Regions from separate parts of the Mus musculus genome. Here region 1 is linked to region 2. A link is a contact called in ENCODE POLR2A ChIA-PET data. All regions are on one chromosome and are shown on one strand. Each heading gives the region's core, a stretch centred on a gene start or an enhancer-like site at or near the end of the contact. The rest is flanking DNA. Distances are from core to core; before and after follow the strand shown.

Region 1 (6,396 bases), core at 2,431-4,930, 46 kb before region 2:
ATTTCCAGGCTTGGCAGGCAAGCACTTTTACCCAGTGTGCCATGCCACCAGCCTCCAGCCTCTATATTTGTAATTTTGTGTGCTTCAACAATAAATATGCTATTTTGTTCTGGGATTTTTGTTTATTTTTTGTTTCTTCTTGTTCTGATTTGGATTGTTGGTAGACTGGCACACAGAGCTTTAGTTAGCTTATATTACTGTATCATATGCCATTCTGTGAGGACCCTGCAGCTTATCTGTGTATGCCTCATTGACGTTCTAATGGTTGGCTTTAGTTCACTCAGTTCAGTTCTGTCTAATGTGTCCTTGAGAATGAACGCACATACACCCCTCCACCCCAGTGACTGCTGCCTACGTCCTAAGTGAACATTAAATGGATATCAGAATCACTATTATTTGGAAAGGAAGGATATGAAGTGCCACCTTGTGGGATATCTTTGATAACCCTGTTTTGTTTTGTTTTGTTTGCGGTAGCCGGTTCAATACACTTCCTGGCACAACAAAGAAGGGCAGATCAGAGTGACAGTCCAGAAGGGAAGCAGTACCTGCCTCACTTTGTTATCATCTAGCGCCAGGATCTCCAGGTTCTTGAGCGCGCAAATCTGCACGGGAAAGTGTTCTATGTGGTTCTGACTGAGGTCCAGGAAGCGCAGGTTGATCAGGCGCTTGAAGGAGTCCCGCAGCCCGTGCAGGCTGGTGTTGCGCAGGTACAGCAGATGCAGCGACACCCAGCTGCAGAGGAGGCGCGGCACCTTCTCCAGCCGGTTCCCGCTCAGCCCTACCTCCGTGAGCTCGGTGAGAAGCTCCAGGGAGGACGGCAGGGAGTGGATAGAGTTGTGGGTCAAATCCAGCACTGACAGCTTGCTGCACTGACTCAGAGACTCCGGTAAACTCATCAGGTGGTTAGACGCCACGTAGAACTTCTGCAGCCTCACCAGGTGCCCGATATCTCCGGGGATGCTCTTCAGCTTGTTTTCGTCCAGGTCGATCACCTCCAGGTTGTAGAGGACACAGAGGTCGCAAGGGAAAACCTCGAAGTGATTCTGCTTCAGGTAGATCTCCCTGAGCTTGGTTTGGTTCACGATTTCCTCGGGCAGCGATTCCAGGAAGTTCTCTGACAGACCGAACAGCTCCAGGTGATGCAGGGATTTGCAAATGCCGGTGGGAATCTCGGTCAGGCCAGTGCGGTAGAGCCGCAGCTCGCGAAGGGTGCGGAGGCGGCTGACGACGTGCAGCGAGGAGATGACCAGCGGGTTGCCGCTCAGGTCCAGCGACTCCAGGCTGCTCAGCGCCCCCAGCTCCGGGCACAGATCTTGCAGGCTGTTGTTATGCAGGTAGAGAACCTTGGTGTTCTGTAACTGCTGAATGCCCTGGGGAATTTCTGCAATCTGGTTATTCTCCAGATGCACTTCTTCTAATTCTTTTAATGCCAAAATCTCTGACGGGATGGTCTTCAACCCCTGGTTGGAACCATCAATGAAAAATGTTCTATCAGTGAGCTGGTGGGGTTCTTTTTTCTGAAGAACCTTGGGTAAATGTTCTTGTCTCAGTAGTTCCTTGGTCAGGGTTTTGAAGGTGTCAATTATGTCAAATCTGAAATACCGTGAAAGGGGGGATTGGGAGGTGGGGGGAGGGGAGCGCAAAGGTTAAATGACTGAAATTATTCTGCAACATAAAATTTAGATTTTTTTTTTTCTAAAAAAAATCATGTCAGGCTGAGAGTTAAAGGGTAAGCAACTCTTTCTAGGAAGTTTGTGCACATGTGTTAACACACAGATGGCCTCATTTCAGCTTCAAAAACTTGCTTGATTAGAGGCTTAAAAATGCCTTTAAAAATACTTTAAAAGCACTTATTGCTCTTGCATAGGAACCCAGTTGGGGACCCCAACACCCAAATCTGGAGGCTCACAACTGCCTGTAACTCTGGCTCCAGGAGGATCCCATGCCTTCACCTGTCCTCGGGAGCTCCTGGACTCCCAGCCAGCTCACCCCCAAAATTGCATAATTGTTTTTTCACAGATGAGCATACATAGTGTTGTACACCTTGTTCCCAACACTGGAGAGGCAAAGACAAGTAGGTCTTTGTGAGTTCGAGACCAACCTGGTCTACACAGTGAGTTCCAGGACAGCCTGAGATACACAGTGAGACCCCCGTCTTATAAACAATAGAAAAACAAAAACAAATAACTTTTTAAGATGCTTATTTTGATTTAGTTTCAGATGAGTTCTAGAAGGTTCCAAAAGGTCATAGCTCTTGCCATCACCCCCAGAAGACATTGAGAAAAATTATATCATACATAATATATATTATATATAAAGTTATCAGAGATGAAAATTAATGATCAGCAACCACTTTTCTCTATGTATATAAAAGACCGGTGGAAGGTCATGTCTGGTGAGGCTGGGTAGGCAGAGAAGCCAGCCTTCCATAGGCAAACAAAAAGCTAACTGAACAAACCAACCATGCCTGGGACAGGAGAACCCAACCAAAGAGAACAATTTTTAATAGTTCCGTGGTTGTCAAGAGGGGCAACTCCTCTAGTCTGGAGTACTCGCAAGTGCAGGGTGAGTTTTCCCACCAGCCAGGGTTCCATTAGATATTTGATCGATAAGAGCCCTTTGGGGATGGTGCAGGTAGGACTAAGAAGAATCCTGGTCTCAGTCAGTTGCTGTACTGCTTGCTCCAGAGGCAGAGCACACCCCACTCCACCCCTCCCCTGCCCCTTCCCCCTCCCCTTTCCCCCTCCCACCCCACTGGTACAGCATCTCCAACCTTTCCTTTCTTCTACCTTCTTAATTCAAAAGAATCTGAGACAGAAAGGGGCAGAGGCTAACTTAGGGACTTTCCTGGAAACTCAAGGGGTAAATGCACATATTTCTGCACTTTAGCATGCTACCTGTGGAGAAAGGACCTTGAAACTCAATTCCTGTACCCACCCAGAACTTCGGCCTTGCCCGGGCTTTCCTGGTAGTAGAGGCAGAGGGATGGAAATTGCCTATGTGGCAAGGACTTACATATTTAGTTATTCACTTTTAACTTATCACCTCTCCTAGATTTCTGTGACTATTTCAGACCCCACTTCCAGACTAGATTCATCATCGGTGGGTCTACAACCGAGCATCCAAGGGTCCCGAACATCCTGCCCCATTCCTTCACAGCCTTACTACAAAGAAGATGCGAAGACTCCACATGGATACGACCTTGCCTGCCTCCATACTCTTGAGTACTGACTGTACCTGTGCATCTGCAGCTTGGCACTGGGATAGGCCATCTCAGATTAGTCTGGAAGTCGCCTTCTCAAGGAAACTCTTCCAGGGGGCTCTACCCCTTCAAAAAAAAAATCCTTTAAACTACTACACACTTGGAGGTTCTACCATTAGATTCCGAGCTTAGCCCTTCGGAAAAGGTGAGACAGGCTGGGTCACCAGGGTTTGTAGTCCTAGTCCCTAGCCCAGCAGATGAGGCTCCTAAACCCTCGAAGCTCCACCATCAGAATGTGTAACCTAGAGCGGATAGGCTTAAAGTGATGATCACTGCCTCCCACTTCAGGCCTCGAGGTTATAGAGTACCCCGCCCTCTTAACGGTGGCCCCGCCTCTTCCCTCTTTCTCCAAAAGGAAGCTTCTGTGGTTGCCATGGGAGCGACTCTGGTTACTGGACTCGTAGTGGGCCGAGCCCTGTGAGGACTGAGCAGGGGCAGACTGTTGAAAAAGCTCAGCCACGGCGGCCTTCCTCTTTAGAGGTCGAGGTCCGCAAAGCGAGCTGGGTAAGGGGCACCGGGCTCTAGGCGAAGGAAAGGGCAGCGGATCCCGCCTGCAGAAGCCCCAGGTATGGAGGCGCCCTTGACCAACGCTGGTCCCCTGTCTTCGTGAGGAGAGTGGCTTTGCTCTGGCCTCCCTCCTGCTTTTTGAGGAGGGTCTGGGGGAGGTATGCCGCGGGGAGGGGAGGCTCTGCGCCCCTGAATTTGTGGAAGTTACGGGAAAATACCTCAGATAAGCAAGAAGCTCCTCAGAGTTTTTCTGAGTTCCCACTTCTAGACTACCCACAGTTTCTTTTAATCACTTTATCTTATTTTTTTTTAAATATCATATAGAAGAAGGGATTTCATTGTGACATTTCCATTCATATATATAATTCCATGTGCACTTTGAGTGCATCCATGAATTTAACGAATTAAACATAAGACTGGGGATATATTCAGGAGTTGTTGGGCAGTTGTGAGAAACCAGAGTTCCTGCCACTACTTTTAGACTATTGTTTTAAAGTGTGTGTTGTGGGGGCCGGAGAGACTGCCCAGAGAGACATTAATAAGGGAAATAAGATGATAAAGGAGGGAACACCGACACTGCTAGTTTGACCTGGAGCCTGATGGAAGAGGAGGACGGGGCTGCGGAAAGACTGTATGCTTTTGTCCTCCACCCATGGGTGTGACTGCTGCCTTCTCAGTCACGGGGCCTCTGAAGAAAACAGCGTGGAGAGACTCAAGTCCTGCCTTTGCTTTTGACCCCTAGAAGGGCAGACACCATTAGTGCTGGTGTTCCACCCCCAAGAAGTTAGTAGCCTGAGGCAGGAAGGGCGCCAGTAGAAAGGCGCCCAGCTCTGGCTTTTGTTTAGAAACCACAGGAGCATCTGTTTCCAGGATGCTAATACTGCACTTAGTTGATGTTCCTTCCCTAAGTGCCACAGACATCTCAGAATGGGGCATTCAGGTCCCATCCCCCCTTCCGAAGCTCAGCAGAACCTAAATATTATAAATATCCTAAGTCCTGGTGTATCTCTCTCACACACATACAAACACAAATAAACTTAAAATAACTATTTTAAAAATTATAAGAAAAGTTCATTTCCTTTCAGCTTAAATATAGCAGATCTTAGGTCTTGGTCTGCAGCTTTGAGTGGTAAACTCTTAGAGTGTAGATGGCCACTCAGCAGTGGATGCTTTTAAAATATAGAAATTTAGAGAAGCAGCTGGCATCTAAGAAGCCAGGCTACTTAAAGTGTGAGGTGGCAGAGTGTATTCTGAAATACATGTACACAGAAAGTAGAATAATCAAGCCAGTAGCATGAGTGTTTTACAAGAGTAAGAACATGGCTTCCATTATGGAGGACCCAGAGTTCACAAGAAATGTCTTTAAAGTAATATTGGAGCCAGGTGTGCTAGCACACACCTGTGATCCCCGATACCTGTGTAGCCGGGGAAGGATGACTGTGAGTTCAAGGCCATTCTGAAGAACACAGCGAGACCCTGTGTTTAGAAGAAGAAAAGAAAGGAAAGGTAACAGTTTAAAGTAGTGGAACTACTAGGAAAGCTGCTGCGTAACAGAGACCTCAGCTCCTATTTGTTTATTTTTATTAAAAGCAAAACATAGGTGGGGGTGGGGTGATGGCTGAACCGGGTGAAGCACAAGTATGGGGGTGTGAGTTTTGATCCCTAGCTCTCATATAACAGCCAGGCTTCAGGAGTGTATGTCTGAAGCCCTAGCGTTTGGGGTTGGAGATGGGTGGCTCTCAAGGGCTCTGGAGCCAGCCAATCTAAGCCTAAACAGTGTCTGTAATAGTGGTTCAGTGACATTTCAAACAATAGGGCAGAGAACAGAGGACAATGACACTTGATAGCAACCTCTGGCTTCCACATGCACAATCCCTGGATTTCCACCACACACAGGAAGTAAAGACTTAGAACGAGGAGATGGAAGAGGGCCTAGGTAGGGGAAATGCTTCTGAGAGCTAGACCTCAATCTGCTGTGAAGATGCTATCAAAGTGGTTTGGTGTCAAGGTATCCAATCCAAGTGGGCTAATTTCTCGGGTCCTTCTGGAGTTAGATTGTTGCCCCGTCTTTGGAACCCAATGGGGCACATGCAGGCTTTAGAGTCAGTTTGATTTTGCCCAGAGTAATTTCTCTGGATATCTTTTTCTCCACTACCAAGCCCAACACATGATAGAGGTTAGTTGTTCTCTTTCAGATAGGATGCTGGTTGGAGTCACAGTCTGCCCACTGTCTCTGGTTATATTTATAGCTGTCCAGCCCCACCCTTAGTTCTCTCTCCTTTCCTTCCTTCCTCTCCCTTGCTACACATACACACGCATGCACACTCGTTTCTTTGAAGGAAGCTTAGTTGTTGCTGAAGCTTTGGGGATCATTTGGTACCTGATGATGAATGATGCATTTATGTTTCCAAAGCTCCAGAGTCGATGGAGAAGCTCCAGGCCCAGTACTGTTACTTATGTTCAGAAAACATACGGAAAACTAATCCTTTCATACTGAATATACTCCAAAAACTGGATGAAGAAATTGAAAAGCGGTAAGGAAGCTAAGTATTCTATTGTATCAAAAGTTTCCACTGATTCTCATTCCTGTGAACCCTGGACCATTCAGCCATTTTATCCCCACTTGA
Region 2 (6,301 bases), core at 1,413-3,912:
GTCTTCCTCTGTTGCCCTTCACACCCTATTATATGAGACAGGATCTTTCCCTGAGCTAGAAGCTCCCAGATTCTGCTAGGCTGGCTGGCTGGCTGGCTGGCAGGAGGGCGGGCGGGCGGGCTAATGAGCTCCACCCCAGCAGCACTGGTATCACAAAACTGCTTTTATTTGGTGGCTAAGGACCCGAAATCAGGTCCTCATCCTTGCACGGCAGGCACTTGACCAATGCACCTCTGGAGCCCAACGGTTAAGACCCTTAAGAGAAACACAGTGATGCCTCTGGCTTGATTCAAGCTTTGGATAGGTTGACAACGGGAACAGACTTAATGCTACTTGCATTTCCACGAAGTTACTTTCCAGAACCACAATCAGAAAGTCCTGCACGTTGCCATTTAAATATGAGCACTAGAAGGCCATGAGGCCATGAGGCCTGAGGTGGTTCTTCAACAACTCTACTCCAAATACCCTAGAAGCAGCAACGGACAGAGACTGTGTGAGAGAGGGCCTGAGGGACATGAAGACCAAAGGAAAACCTACTTTAAATTCAGAATTTGCAAAATTGAAATAGAGCCTTTTTTTTTTTTTTTTGGTGAATAAGTCTGTCAGATGGAATTCTTGACTTTAATGTGTATTGTTTGTTTGTTTTTGTTTTTTCAAGACAGGGTTTCTTTGTGTAGCCCTGGCTGTCCTGGAACTTCCTCTGTTGCCCAGGCTGGCCTTGAATTTATTAGGTCCTGCCTGCCTCTGCCGCCCACCACCAGCTTTAATGTGTTTTTTGTGCTTACCAAACATCTTTTCATCCTCAACAGTTCTACTGAAGCTATAGTGTGTGTGTGTGTGTGTGTGTTGTGTAACAACACTGAGAATGAGCATGGAGAGCAAACTGGAAAAACAGGAATCTAGCTCTAAAGACTAGATTTTATAACTGAATAAAAACATGTACTTTACCTGTCGAGATTTAAAGTTCCTGTATATATAAACTCCAACAGTTTCTGAAATCCGTCAGCCTTCACCTGACTCTGATCAAGAAAAACATTGTTCTCAGAAGTGCTTCTGTAGATCGCCCCAAAATACTCACTAAAGGAGGCAAGCACATTCCTATGCGCCTTAAACTGGAATTCTCCAATCACTACGGTACAGTCGCAAAGAAATCCCGCTTCCCGTTGCTTATTCAGTCTCTCTAAAAGGTGCTCACAGTGGTGTGAATACTGCATTTTGCTAGCAGAATGGGATTTCACCCTTGATCTAAAAAAGACAAGAAGAGACGGTGAACTGATAGCCGTAAGCTTTCATCAAACATTCACCCATGCAGCGGTAAGGGAGTGTGGGACAAAAGACTAAACCCAAAGAACACAGCTCTTCCTTTGCCTCCCAACCCCCAAAAGCCTCATCGAACACTCGTGGTGATTAAATGCTTTTCTTTGTTTTACTGCACTAGAACACTAATGCAATAAAAGGCAGTGAAAAAAACAAAAACAAAAACAACAACAACAAAAAAAAACATGTCACAGTTGTAAACAGGGCCGTAAAATCCTAAGCTTCTAGAGTTGACCCCTCAAACTTTTAAGCTCCAACAGGCATCTTTACCTGAAGGTGCTTAAACAAATAGACTAAGAAAAGCCTCCTTGAAACAGGATAAGAACACGATACGAGTTGTTCCCATTGCTCTCTGATCACTGAACCCTGTAAGCAGAGATGGTGAGGTTCCAAGCTCCAGGCAAGTGCAAGGGGGCGGGAACGCCCCGACCCGCTGTGTCAAAGGTTCCATCACTCTCCGGAGGAGGACACACCCCTTGCCTGCCCGCTGCTTGCTTGGCAGCGGCGGAGGGCGACAGTCCTAGCCAGTCCCCGGCCACCGCTGCCTTGCACTCCCAGCTTGCACTCCCGCGAGTTCCCACGGCACCGGCCATGACTACATATACCGCGGACGCTGCCTCTGCCTAGACACCCTCCTCCGCCCCGAATCGCGCTCGATCTCCGAGGCGCCGGACCACATAAGACCCCGGGATCCCAGAACGCAGGGACGACAGGCCAGACAGAGGGCGGCACTCACCCGTAGCCGCCCAAGGGAAACAGTTTCTTCACTCTCTCACCGCCATCTTGGGAGGACGTCACTGCGACGCTCCGCCTCTCCCTTCCTCCTCTGCGATAGCGTCACGTCCGGGTGTGTGGTCCATTGGGGACACCGGAGATAGGACGCTAAAAGTCTACTAGGGCCGGCGAGCTGGGTCTCAGAGCCCTGACTTCCCGGCATGCCCAGGTCTCCGGATCACACCTCCTTGCTCACTCGCATCCGGTGCGAGCTGCTCACCTTGTCAGCCCGCAGCTGTCGGCCCAGATTCTGGATGGAGACCGGGCTTGAGTGCAGAGCCGGCCTCTCCGGGAACCGCGCTGCGCGCTGCATGCTGGGAGTTGTAGTTCTTTTCCTCGCCTGTCATCCTGTCTTCATTAGCGCCCCTCCAGTGGAGATGACTGTGTTGTGCACCCTGGTTCTTGACCGGGGCGAGTGGGAGGGATATGCTTAAGTCGAGACCAATCACTCCTTCCTCTTTTGCATATCCGAAAGCTCTTGGGACCCCCAGAATTCTGTTTGAACCGGCTCACCAAAGCTCATCTACCAGAATGCCCTTACCTGGCAACAGAGATGAGATGTTCGAAAGCAAAGCAAAGCAGCAGGGCACACTGGGCATGCGCAACGTGGGAGGAAGGTGGGCTTTCTACCGGAAAAGGTTTTCCTACGTCTGAACCAGAATAATTTTAGCACAGTTATTTACCTCGAAATCAGAGTTAGTGCAGTAAAGGGAGAAGAGCAAAGTTAAGTTTTGATGTGTTCTTCCCTAGAACCTGCGGACGTCATAAATCTTAAAAAGCACAACTGAAACGTTTGTTGGTATAAGTTACGTTTATGCTTTTTAAGGAATTTACCTGTGACTTTATTTAAAAGACAGTCTCAAAAACTCTGAGAGTTTTTTCCATACCGGAATCTTTTTGCTTATATCTCTGTGAAGAATTTGTGAATAAAACCACGAGTCGTTTTTATAAGAAAAATGTTGAGGCTACTTTTTTATATGTCTGAGTATAAATTTCTTTTTAATTTCATCTTTTTGTCAAACCCTTTCGATAATGTGTTAATTCTGAAATATTTAGTGAAGTTGACATATAAATTAAGAACAAAATTTAGCCTGACAGGAGGGGGGGGAAATGGAATCTCGAGGGGAGAAAACTGAATACAGACATGCTTCAGAGGCTAGAGATTGGGAGAATGCCTTCTAGAATCAGTAGCTACCTACTTCATCAGCCCTTTTTGTTGCTGCTCTCGTCTGTGTGTTGGGGCGTTTGTTATCAACATTAAAACAGCTGATTCAAGGTCGTTTCTTTAATGGGCGGGTTACCGTTTTAAAAGATATGTTTCCGCCCGGTTTCGAACCGGGGACCTTTCGCGTGTTAGGCGAACGTGATAACCACTACACTACGGAAACTTGGTTGCACTGGTGTGTTGAAATGTTCTTCTTATGTGATGTCGTCATATACGTTTCACACCTGTTTAAGGTTTATGCATTTTTCAATGAGGAGAGAGAAAAAATATTAACAAAGCACAGTTAACTTAACAGGCTGAGACTATTTAAAAGTTTGAACTTGTTTGCAATTTCTTTTTCTCCCTTCCTTCCTTTCATTCATTCTGTCTTTTTCTTGTTTTGCTAAGCCCGGCGGGTACACCACTAGAGACCAGCAGGCACACTTAGTTCCTGGCCGAATTTCATTTTTTTTCTCATTTTAGACAGGTTATGCTTTCCTCCAGCTGGGAAGCAGCGGCGCGCTGTAGCCAGGGCCTGTGATTTGGCGCAGTACAGTGCTTTGGCGGGTTTTGGTGGAAGCACGTGTAAATTACCCTTTTCCCCATCCTGCTTCGAAACCAAAGCTTCTATTTGTGTGCTGTTTTAAAGCCCCTAAAGGATGCGCGAAACCAGACACCAAGACGTTCATTTTTTGCTGCGCAGTGTACTTTCTTTTTCTGAACTGAACTTCATAATGATCTAAGGCATTTATATTCTTACCAAATGGCAGACATGTTCTTATTCCTAAAACATCAACCTCAGGAAATGAAAATTAGCTTCGGAGGACCTAGAGATATAATCCAGAAGATGAAGAAAAGGATGAAATAAGGGGGGAAGGAGGGGGGGGAAGAGGGAGGGAGGGAGGGAGGGAGGGAGGGAGAGAGAGAGAGAGAGAGAGAGAGAGAGAGAGAGAGAGAGAAATGAACGGAGAAAAGAAAAGGGGAAGGAGGGGAGCCGAGCATCCCAGAACTCAGAGCCTGAAGAGGGGAATTCCGCTGAGTTCGAGGGCAGCCTGTGCTAAAATGCACCATCTTACAAAACCCAAAAGGTTTTGCCTTTTTGTGTATATCTTTAGAAAGGACAGGAAAGATGTAACGTTGTTTACTTTACTATACAGAACATAAACTCGTTTCACACCCCAGCACTCCCTGAAATTGATCCTTACAGAAGCCAGGCAGAGCCTTCCTGTAGCGATATTTCCAAGGCCGGTGTTAAGGGTCTTCCTCCAGCTTCCCACTCGCCCTGGAACACTACTGTTAACCACAGTGCAAGGACTTAAGAGAATTTTTTTTTAATAGACATTCAGCGTGTTTGAGAAAGGTTCTTGCAAATTGTTAGATTTCTATGTTTTGCAAGGGTAGCCCGGTTTTCTGGTATTAATGCTGAGAGCTTCCAGGAGCAGCGGTGATGCTCAACCCATGGAAAGCGGTCGCAGGAGGCACCTCACTCATGTCATGCGGGCCAGCAGATGGCCGGGTCCTCTGTGACGCGACATTACCAACACCTGTCACCGCACAGCCTGGGAAGAGCGGTCTGGAGGCGCAGATGCAGCAGCACCAGCGGCATGAGCGGCTACCAGCCACCAGTGGTGATCGACAACGGCTCGGGAATGATCAAGGCGGGCCTGGCTGGGACCCGGGAGCCCCAGTTTGTCTACCCGAATATTCTGGGCCGGTCCAAGGGCCATACGGCGGACAGCAGGCAGGAGCTGTGTGTGGGTGATCAAGCGCAGGAGCGCAGGAGCTTCCTATCCATCAGGTACTGCGGGACTCTGCAGTCTTGGGGGCTTTGTGGAAGTGGGTGGAGAGCCCATAGCTAAAGCCACCCCGAAAGGACCAGGGAAGGAACCCCAAGGCCACTCCTTACAAAAAACAAAAACAAAAACCCAAAACAAACAAACAAACAAAAACTTCTGTTCTCTATACACAAATATATTCAAGCATACAGTGGCCGTTCATGCTAGATGTGCCTGCGTAAGAATGTGGCTTGACGTGTGACTTTTGTCATGCGGTGTGGTCTCTTGAACTATTTACAATTATACCAGAATGTGGGAAGTTTCCAACTTTTTGAAGTCACATTCTCCAAAGAAGAGAAAAAAATAGCCAAGCAAAATGACTGCAGAGAAAAGTAGCTGTGCTGTTTACTGGAAGTTACTTTGTCAATTACAGAAAACAATAATGATAAATAGTCCCCTTGGATGCAAAGGAACAGAAAGGTAGAATTAACAGTTTCTATTTAAGAATGGTAGCCTTCACCTTCAATCGGGTAAAGGCAGGGGAGTCTGTGCATTCCAAGCCATCTTGGTTTGCATACTGAGTTTGTTTTATTTGTCTGTCTGTCTGTCTGTCTGTCTGTCTGTCTGTCTGTTTATTTGATGTAGAGTTTCTCTGTGTAACCCTGGCTATCCTAAAACTAGTTCTATTGTTTGGACTGGCCTGAAATCGTAGATCTGCCTGTCTCTGCCTCCTGAGTGCTGGAGGCAAGTGTCATGGGTTCTAAGCTAGCCAGCACAACATAATGAGATTCTGTCTCAAAACAAGAACTATCAAATAATAATAATAATAGTAATAGTAATAATAATAATAATTTAAGCCAAATCTAAAACCACCATTAGCAACAACCATAAAAGCACAAGACTTATATATTTTATTGTCCTCCCTCCAGCTATCCAGTGGAACGGGGTCTCATTTCCTCCTGGGGGGACATGGAGATCATGTGGAAGCATATCTATGACTACAACCTGAACCTGAACGCCAGTGATGGCCCGGTCTTGGTTACAGAACCTGCGCTGAATCCACTGGCAGACCGGCAACACATCTCCGAAGTGTTTTTTGAGAATCTGGGAGTCCCTGCCTTCTACATGTCCGCCCAGGCGGTGTTGGCTCTCTTCGCTGCTGGCTTTACTACTGGCCTGGTGCTGAATTCAGGAGCTGGGATTACTCAGTGTGTGCCCATCTTTGAGGGTT

Evidence for each region. ChIA-PET counts read pairs that join two places held with the same protein, here RNA polymerase II (POLR2A).
Region 1: POLR2A ChIA-PET joins it to region 2 with 35 read pairs in embryonic stem cell. The contact joins the promoter of Lrrc34 here to the promoter of Mynn in region 2. POLR2A ChIA-PET finds 5 or more read pairs at or near these places in 4 of 5 experiments (Patski and embryonic stem cell).

The regions. Positions count from the first base shown.
Region 1 is chr3:30,645,102-30,651,497 of GRCm38, reverse strand. Lrrc34 (leucine rich repeat containing 34) reads left to right here and starts at 3,680. Exons shown (of 11, transcript NM_027941.1): 1 at 3,680-3,828; 2 at 6,183-6,303. The coding sequence starts at 6,194. It overlaps Lrriq4 (leucine-rich repeats and IQ motif containing 4), which reads right to left and starts at 3,529. Exons shown (of 6, transcript NM_001290510.2): 1 at 3,238-3,529; 2 at 546-1,593. The coding sequence starts at 3,272.
Region 2 is chr3:30,598,448-30,604,748 of GRCm38, reverse strand. Mynn (myoneurin) reads right to left here and starts at 2,662. Exons shown (of 8, transcript NM_030557.3): 1 at 2,054-2,662; 2 at 949-1,245. The coding sequence starts at 1,214. n-TVaac8 (a tRNA gene) reads right to left here and starts at 3,479; the gene lies at 3,407-3,479. It overlaps Actrt3 (actin related protein T3), which reads left to right and starts at 4,879. Exons shown (of 2, transcript NM_029690.2): 1 at 4,879-5,093; 2 at 6,000-6,301. The coding sequence starts at 4,900.